2 separate regions of the Homo sapiens genome follow, and region 2 is linked to region 1. A link is a loop called in an ENCODE intact Hi-C map of the cell type or tissue named here. Cell type or tissue: B cell. All regions are shown on one strand. Links, peaks and the distances in the headings refer to the core of each region. The heading gives the core; the rest is flanking DNA. Region 1 has its middle 4.6 kb from the start of DDX47. Region 2 has its middle 180 kb from the start of GRIN2B.

What was found. Hi-C counts contacts between places; a loop is a spot of excess contacts. Peaks named below come from ENCODE experiments on the same cell type or tissue, not always from the same donor. Only the 100,000 strongest peaks of a DNase experiment are listed, where the experiment ranks them.
Region 2: a loop joins it to region 1, with 6 times the contacts of the local background. A loop is called at or near these places in 1 of 110 quality-filtered maps.

Annotation. Positions count from the first base shown.
Region 1 is chr12:12,806,512-12,810,904 of GRCh38, reverse strand. No RefSeq gene overlaps it. Among named protein-coding and RNA genes, the nearest start is that of DDX47, 4.6 kb to the left of the region's middle. In B cell, for the core only: no CTCF peak of the experiment used is centred there; DNase peaks (open chromatin) are centred at 1,544, 2,024 and 2,514; H3K4me3 peaks cover 1,310 bases; H3K27ac peaks cover 2,925 bases.
Region 2 is chr12:14,154,807-14,159,199 of GRCh38, reverse strand. No RefSeq gene overlaps it. Among named protein-coding and RNA genes, the nearest start is that of GRIN2B, 180 kb to the right of the region's middle. In B cell, for the core only: no CTCF peak of the experiment used is centred there; DNase peaks (open chromatin) are centred at 1,809 and 3,399; H3K27ac peaks cover 2,993 bases.

The sequences.
Region 1 (4,393 bases), core at 102-4,101:
CCTAACGGGCCACGGACTGGCACCAGTCCATGGCCCAGAGGCTGGGGACCCCTGATCTATGTTGGGAAAAGGGCTTGTGGGGTGCCTGCATAAACGGGCCATAAAAATATGGGACAATAAGTTGTGGCAAGTCACAAAAGGCCTCTGAGGAGGAAAGCCTTCTTATCGCCATTATGTTCCCATGCTCTGAGCGCAACCTGCTCTCTTATCTATAAACACTGTGTTCAAGGAGAAAGACACTCCTTTGAAGCATTGAAATGTGGACAGACGTTCAGGCTCCTAGTTAAGCCCACTCCCACTAGCTACTCTTCGATAAGTTAAAGATATGCTGTTTGAGAACAAAGGAGACTCATTTAAACAGCCATTGCTATAGATTACGCCTATGACATACTGCCTCCCTTTCACTGTTTCACCCTAAACATCTGCTTCTTAGATCTAAGGGATTGTACTCAATAAATAGAGTGAAGACCAGAACTCTGGGCCTTTTGCAGCCTCCATTTTGCAATTGGCCCCCCGGCCCCCACTCTTTATGCACTCTTAACCTGTCTCTTCTCATTCCTTTGTTGCCACCGGACTTTGGGTACCCTACGGGTGGTGTTGAGGCTGGTCCCCAACAATCTAAGAGACAAGGGATGATCTTCATACCCCTGGCTCTAAGCACAGGCCCTGGCAAGAAGTGGATGCTCTGGAAATGCTGCCTGGCTGAAGTAAAACAGCAAAGCATTGGGATCAGGAACCATAGCAGACCAGAGAGGACTTCACTCTTTGTTTTTTAGGGAGTGAGGTTTTTCCATATTTAAGATTACATTCCTGGCCGGGCACAGTGGCTCACACCTATAATCCCAGCACTTTGGGATGCCAAGGCAGGTGGATCATTTGAGGTCAGGAGTTCAAGACCAGCCTAGCCAACATGGTGAAATCCTGTCTCTACTAAAAATACAAAAATTAGCCAGGCATAATTGCGGACACCTGTAATCCCAGCTACTTTGGAGGCTGAGGTAGGAGAATAGCTTGAACCTGGGAGGCAGAGGTTGCAGTGAGTCGAGGTCGTGCCACTGCACACCAGCCTGGGCAACAGAGTGAGACTCTGTCTAAAATATATATTTTTTAATTTTATATATATATGTATATATATATATATATACACATATATATGTAGTAAAAAAAGATTACACTGCTGCAGAATAGGCTGGGGACTTTGGTCTTTTTACATTAGTTCACTCCAAGTTACAGGAAAGGAGAGAAAATACACACTGCATAAGACAACAGGTCACCCTGAAATTGATTCTATTGGGCAGTCACAGGCATACAATTATGCTAGCCCAGTCTAAGGCATTCCATCTCTCTATTTAGCCCTCCTCATGGCTACCATCTCATTCTCCTATGACTTGGAATTGGGCCACTCTAGATGGTCTCCAAAGTCAATACATATGCTTTGGGATAAGGGGAAGTCAACTTCTCCCAAAGAGAATCTACCCAGCTAAATTGGGCTCTTCCTCTTCCTCTTCTCTGTTACATAGACCGGCTGGGGAGTTTGTATTCCTCTTTTGACAGAGGAGGAACTCTAGTCCCAGAGAGTAAAGAGACACAAGAGTAAAGAAAGAGTAAAGATCACAAGAGACAAGAATAGAAGCCAAGCCTCTTAGACTGGGGGCAATGGTTCACACCTGTAATGCCAGCAATCTGGAAGGCTGAGGTAGATGGATCACCTGAGGTCAGGAGTTCAAGACCAGCCTGGTCATCATGGTGAAACCCCGTCTCTACTAAAAATACAAAAATTAGCTGGGTGTGGTATTGTGAGCCTGTAATCCCAGCTACTCGGGAGGCTGAAGCAGGAGAATTGCTTGAACCTGGGAGGTGGAGGTCGCAGCAAGCCGAGATCATGCCACTGCACTCCAGCCTGGGCAACAGAGCAAGACTCCGTCTCAAAAAGAAAAAAAAAAAAAGCCAAGTCTCTTGAGACCAGACCAAAACTTTTACCAAAGAGAGCATCATCTTACATAATCGAAAGCAGCTTTCTTCTTCAAAAGCAGCCACACAGACTTTTCTGTAAAAACAAAGAGAGAAAGCAGCTGCAGTATTTATTTTGCTTCCCCTTGACTCATCCTGTGATTGCATTTAGGAGAGTGGAATGGGAAAGAAGAGCTGAGAGGAGAGGATCCTGATTGGGGAGCAAGGGGAAGCAGAGATAAAAAGCCTGAAAAGGGGACTCAGATGGAAACAACTGGAAGGTCTATAAATTTGCATATCATATACCTTCTAAAGTTACCTGAGTTTTGTTCGAATGCGTTACAGAAAAGAAAAGGAATCACCCATAAGATGTCTGGGGGTGCCTGCTGCTTTAAAGAGAACCGATTTAAGCCTTTCAACTGCAGTTGTAACATCAAACCCTGTTGATTTTAGCCAAGCAAGTCTTTTCTGTTTGTTCTTGGATAATTCAGACACAGGCTGTTTTTAAAACTTCCTCTGGTGTCAGTGTCCCCAGGGTATCGAGGGCCGTGAAGAGGATGTGGCATGCAGTGACAGCAGCGTCAGCGCTGCTCAGTTCTTTAGTCTGTTCCTGCCAGCAAAGTTTGGGCCTTGGAACAGCACCTACCCCAGTGACCAGATTCATGTCAGACTGACAGGATGACCATAGGTGGGTTCCAAAGAGGAAAGCCTGCAGTAGCCGAGATGATTGTCTGCTTTTGACTATTCCTATCAGGTTGAAGCAGTTTGGATATTTATACTCTGGGAATGGAAATAATAGAGGTCCATTCTAGTCACTGAGCCACGTCATATCCTGTACTTTCAGAACAATGAGAAAGGTTAAAGAGGAAATCTAAATAAACACTCTAAATGATGAGGGAGGAAAAGCAAGCCCGAAACAATATATGGGCTCCAGAAGGAGAGGTCGAAGGGCCTGACCCCATCTTACTCAAAGGTTTTCATGAGCCCCAGACTCCTTTGCCTTCATGCACCTCTTCTTCCACAAAAAAGTATTAAAAATTATATTTTACAACTGCATTAGTATACAGATAAATATATTAATGTTATGTATTAAAACTTGTTCTCCGAGTTAACAAATTTTTTTTTTTTTTTTAGTTTTTAGAAACAGGCTCTCTCTGTTGCCCAGGCTGGAGTACAGTGAGTTCTGATTGTGCCACTGCAACCTTGAACTCCTGGACTCAAGTGATCCTCCCACCTCGGCCTCCCAAAGCACTGGGATTACAGGTGTGAGCCACCTGGCCCCCCCTCCTTTTTTTTTTTTTTTGAGATGAGGTCTCACTCTGTTGCCCAGGCTGGAGGACAGTGGCATGATCTCAGCTCATTGCAACCTTTGCCTCCCAAGTAGCTGGGACTACAGGCACGTGCCACCATGCCCAGCTAATTTTTGTACTTTTAGTAGAGGTGGGATTTCACCATGTTGGCCAGGGTAGTCTCAAGCTCCTGATCTCAAGTGATCCACCTGCTTCAGTCTCCCAAAGTGCTGGGATTACAGGCATAAGCCACCGCGCCCTGCCCTGGCCTTCTTTTGATTTTGAAAGAAATGAAAACCTGTTTTTGGAGATATGTAAAAGCATTGTGGCTCTAGGCATTCTGTCTACGGCACCCCACAGATAAGGGAAGGGTGTGAGGAACGTGGAGGAAGCCTGCCCAGGCCAGGAACCCAGGACCACTGTGGAGGTGAGCAGGCTGGGATGTTGGTGGTTCCTGGTGCAAAAGTAAAGTGAGCCCCCAACTTAGGGACAAGAGTTCTGTGGAGGACTCAAACAAAAACTGGTTATCAGTTTCCACACGAAATGGCCGAGAAGTTGCATACCCAGAAGTCTATTTTGGAGGAAGCTAGCTCACTTATGACAAAGTGCCCTTTATTCAAGAAGGAGCCCATGCAAAATGTAATCAGTCAGGAAATTATCTTTAGACTTGTGAGTGGTAACTTGTTATGAATATGTATGTTCAGATGAAGAAAGGACATACACAGATGATGTAATAATGCAGGCAGAGAGAGAAGACAGCAGTCTACATAAAATCTAGAAAAGAGACAGTTCAAGTACAATTTACTTAGTTATCTAACCAATTCTCGTCGAGAGAGAAAAAATAACTAGTCCTTGTTATTTGTTGATTTCTTTTTCTTTTGGCTTTTAATTTGAAACATTTTCTTTTTTTTAATGTTTGTTTGCTTATTTGTTTGTTTGTGTTTTCGAGATGGAGTTTCGCTCTTGTTGCCCAGGCTGGAGTGCAGTAGCGAGATCTCGGCTAACTGCAACCTCAGCCTCCCAGATTCGAGCGATTCCCCTGCCTCAGCCTCCTAAGTAGCTGGGATTACAGGCACGTACCACCACGCCTGGCTAATTTTTGTATTTTTAGTACAGACGGGGTTTCACCATGTTGGCCAGGCTGGTCTCAAACT
Region 2 (4,393 bases), core at 169-4,168, 1.3 Mb before region 1:
AACTTCACATCTTAAGAAGTAGTGTGTAAGAATGCTTGAAGAAGAAAGTGGATGGGGAAAGCAAAGGGTATTAGATCATGGCTTTTAAAGGAGGTCTCCAAACTACAGGGTGTCTCCATGTATATTCCATTGTCTAGAATTAGTCAAATGTTCAGACCTAGCTGCAATGCAGGATAGAAAGTGTATTCTTGATTCTCAGTGGACATTTGCTCAGCTGAGAATTGCAAATCTATTTGCAAATCTATAAAAGAATCGGTAGAAAGCATACTGGGGGACACTGGCACACATCTCCACATTATGCAACTTGTTTTTAAAACTGACTCAACTCATTGTGGTGTAAATCTGAATGATTGATTTGTCCAATAACTTCCACCAACTTTTCTCTGCCAAGTCACCACTTTCTCTTGGGAACCAGCTCCCTTAATGGTAGTTCAGTCTGATTTCTTTTACTTTGGTCACTTTGGGCTATTCAGAATAGTCTTGTTTCAGTTTGTGAGCCCTAGTCCTCTTCATTTTAAAACATTATCTTAATCTGTTCCTGCTGCTATAACAAAATACTGAGAGTGGATAATTTATAAATAACAGAAATATGGGCAGGCGCAGTGGCTCATGCCTGTAATCGCAGCACTTTGGGAGGCAGAGGCAGGCAGATCACAAGGTCAAGAGATTGAGGCCATCCTGGCCAACATGGTGAAACCCCATCTCTACTAAAAAATACACAAATTAGCTGGGGATAGTGTCACGTGCCTGTAGTCCCAGTTATTCGGGAAGCTGAGGCAGGAGAATCGCTTGAACCCAGGAGGTGGAGGTTGCAGTGAGCCGAGATCACGCCACTGCACTCCAGCTTGCTGACAGAGCAAGACTCCATCTCAAAAAAGAAAGAAGAAAAAAGAAAAACGGAAAAAGAAATATATTTTTCGCAGTTCTGGAGGCTGGGAAGTCCAAGACCAAGTTGCTGGCAGATTTGGTAGAAAGTAGAATTGCTCTGAGAATGTATTCAATAAAGAGTTTTAAATTTAGTAAAGGAGAAACAAGCAGAAAATTTGAATATTAAAATAAGACAGTTGCTTTTGGTGACGAATTACTTTGTATATACTGGTTAAACATTTTTGAGAGAGTGGAGATTCTACTTTCTACAGTAGCAACACAAATAAGCTCAAATAACCTGCTTTATTAGATTTACCACAAATAACAACATATCTGCTCTATTTGGCCAGAATTGTAGGTTTGTTATCACAGCAATTTTCTTAGTGTTATATATTTTTCAGTGGATGTTTTCCAACATGTTCTTGGGTTCACATTATAGTACAACATTACTCAGTTTATAAGCAAATTGAGAATTAATTATCTACATTTTATTTAAACAACAGTCTTGTAGATGTGTAGTATGAGTTACAGTAGCCAAGACAGCAAATCCTACAACATTCTGTTGTCTCATTAATTACCAGACATCATCTATACGTAACACCAAACAAATCTCTCAGATTTGATGTCTGGTAAAATTTCTCTCTCTGCTTTCAAGATGGTGCCCTGTTGCTGCATCTTTTGATGAGGACAAACTCTATGTCCTCACATAGCAGAAGAGAAGAAGGGGCAAACTCACTTCCTCAAGCCCTTTTGTAAGCACAAAATCTCATTCATAAAGGTGAAGTCCTTATGACTTAATCACCCTCCGATGGCCCCACTTTCTAATACCATCACCTTGTGTATTAGCTGCTAACATATGAATTTTGGAGGGATGCATACATTCAAATCATAACAAACATCTGTCTGATGCTTAATTCAAAGCTCTCTCACTCCTCTCTCCAGTTCAGGTTTCAGGGGCCTAGAGGAAGGGAGTGAACCCTCTTTAATTATCAGGCCCAGTGAAGCATTGAATTGTGACAGTGTGTGACAGCAGTCATGTTTCACTTCCCTTTGAGCTAAATCATTTCATCTTAAAGCCACCTGCTCTGTGGGCTCTAGAGTAACTGATGCCAAGTAGCCATAAAATGCATTGCACTGGACATCATAACTCATACACTGTAGTTCAACAACGTAAAGCCAATCACTAACCAATGTTAATTCCATAAATCAGTGAGAATTCCTGTCTAACAACTTTGTATCTGCCCACTCCTTCTCCCCTTTTGCCTTTAAAAACCTGCTTGTAACAAAGACTAAATAGAAGCACTCCTCAAGGCAGCTTAAATGTGTGTCCCAGGTAGCCATCCTCAACCTTGGCGCAAATAAACTCTCTATGTTAATTGTGCCTTTATTTCTTTCTTTAGGTCAACAGGGTGGCTGTCATCACCTGCTCTTTCCATCTCCCTCCTTCCTCCATTGCTTACCTCCCTGAGACTGAGTCAGGAACAAGGCTGAGGGATGCAGATGGTGGCACCTCCCCACGTTTCTTTTAATCATTCTCACTGTCTGGCTGGTTGCTTGAAGGGTAGTGGTTTGCCACTGGTAGTACTGGGAATGACTTTAGATGCTCCTGATAAGGCTCCATCCCAGGTGCTCTGTTGGCATTGGTATTGAGGACATCTGTCCTCCAAGGTTCCCTACTGAGGGTCTGCAGCAAATTGTAGAATCCATCTTCTGCATGCCTCAGGAAACAGAGACCCAAGGGAATCATCTGTGCCCCTCCCCCATCGAGCTATACCCCTGAGTCCTGCTCCTTGGTGCTCCTTCTCTTGCTCTGGGGCAGGTCAGCAAGCCCAGTGGCCTTAGGCGGTGGCTTCTTCTCCTCCTCCTCCTCCTTCTCCTTCTTTTTCTTCCTCCTCTTCCTCCTCCTCTTCTTCCTCTTCCTCCTCCTCCTCCTTCTTCCTATATGTTTGCATTATTTAATTTTTAAATTTTAACTTTTATTTTAAATGTGGAGGGTGCATGTGCAGGTTTGAACCCAGGTTGTGAGCATAGTAGCCAATAGGTAGTTTTTCAACTCACACACCACTCTTCCCTTGCCTCCCCTCTCTAGTAGTCCACAGTGTCCATGTTTGTCCGTGTGTGCTCAATGTTTAGTTCCCACCAATAAGTGAGAACAAGTGGTATTTGGTTTTCTGTTCCTGCATTAATTCACTCAGGATAATGACCTCCAGCTCCAACCATGTTGCTGCAAAGGACATGATTTCATTCTTTTTCATGGCTGTGTAGTATTCATTCCATGGTGTATATGTACCACATTTTCTTTATCTGATCCACCATTGATGGGCACCTAGGTTGATTCCATGTCTTTGCTATTGTGAATAGCACAGTGATGAACATACCAGTGCATGTGTCCTTTGGTGTAATGATCTACTTTTCTTTGGGTATATACCCAGTAATGGGGTTGTGGGGTCAGATGGTATCTCTGTTTTAAGTTCTTTGAGAAATCTCCGAACTGCTTTCTATAGTGGCCAAACTAATTGACATTCCCACCCGCAGTGTCTAAGTGTTCCTCTTTCTCTGCTGCCTTGTCAGCATCTGTTGTTTTTTGACCTTTTTTTTTTTTTTTTTCTTTTTGAGAGGGAGTCTTGGTCTGTCACCCAGGGTGGAGTGCAGTTGTGCGATCCCAGCTCACTGCAACCTCCGCCTCCCAGGTTCAAGCGATTCTCCTGCCTCAGCCTCCCAAGTAGTTGGGATTACACGTATGTGCCACTATGCTCAGCTAATTTTTGTATTTTTAGTAGAGATGTGGTTTCACCACGTTGGCCAGGCTGGTCTCGAACTCCTGACCTCAAGTGATCCGCCCGCCTTGGCCTCTCAGAGTGTTGGGATTACAGGCGTGAGCCACTGCGCCTGGCCATTTTTTGACTTTTAATAATAGCCATTCTGGCTGGTCTGAGATAGTACCTCATTATGGTTTTGATTTGCTCTTCTCTGATGATTAGTGATGCTGAGCATTTTTCATGTTTGTTGGCCTCTTGTATGTCTTCTTTTGAAAAGTGTTCATGTCCTTTGCCTATTTTCTAATGGGGTTATTTGTTTTTTGCTTGTTGATTTGTTTTAGCTCCATATAGACTCTGAATATTAGATGTTTGTGAGATGCATAGTTTGTGAATATTTTCTCCCATTCTGTAGGTTGTCTGTTTACTCTGTTGATAGTTTCTTTTGCTGTGCAGCAGTTCTTTAGTTTAGGTCCCACTTGTCAATTTTTGTTTTTGTTGCAATTGCTTTTGGGGACTTAGCCAAAAATTATTTGCCTTAGGCTTTGTTTTTTTTTTTTTTTTGAGACAGAGTCTGGCTCTGTTGCCCAGGCTGGAGTGCAGTGGGGTGATCGCGGCTCATTGCAACCTCTGCCTCCCGGGTTCAAGTGATTCTCCTGCCTCAGCCTCCAGAGTAGCTGGGGCTACAGGTGTGCACCACCACACCTGGCTAATTTTTGTAATTTTAGTAGAGACAGAGTTTCATCATGTTGGCCAGGCTTGTCTTGAAC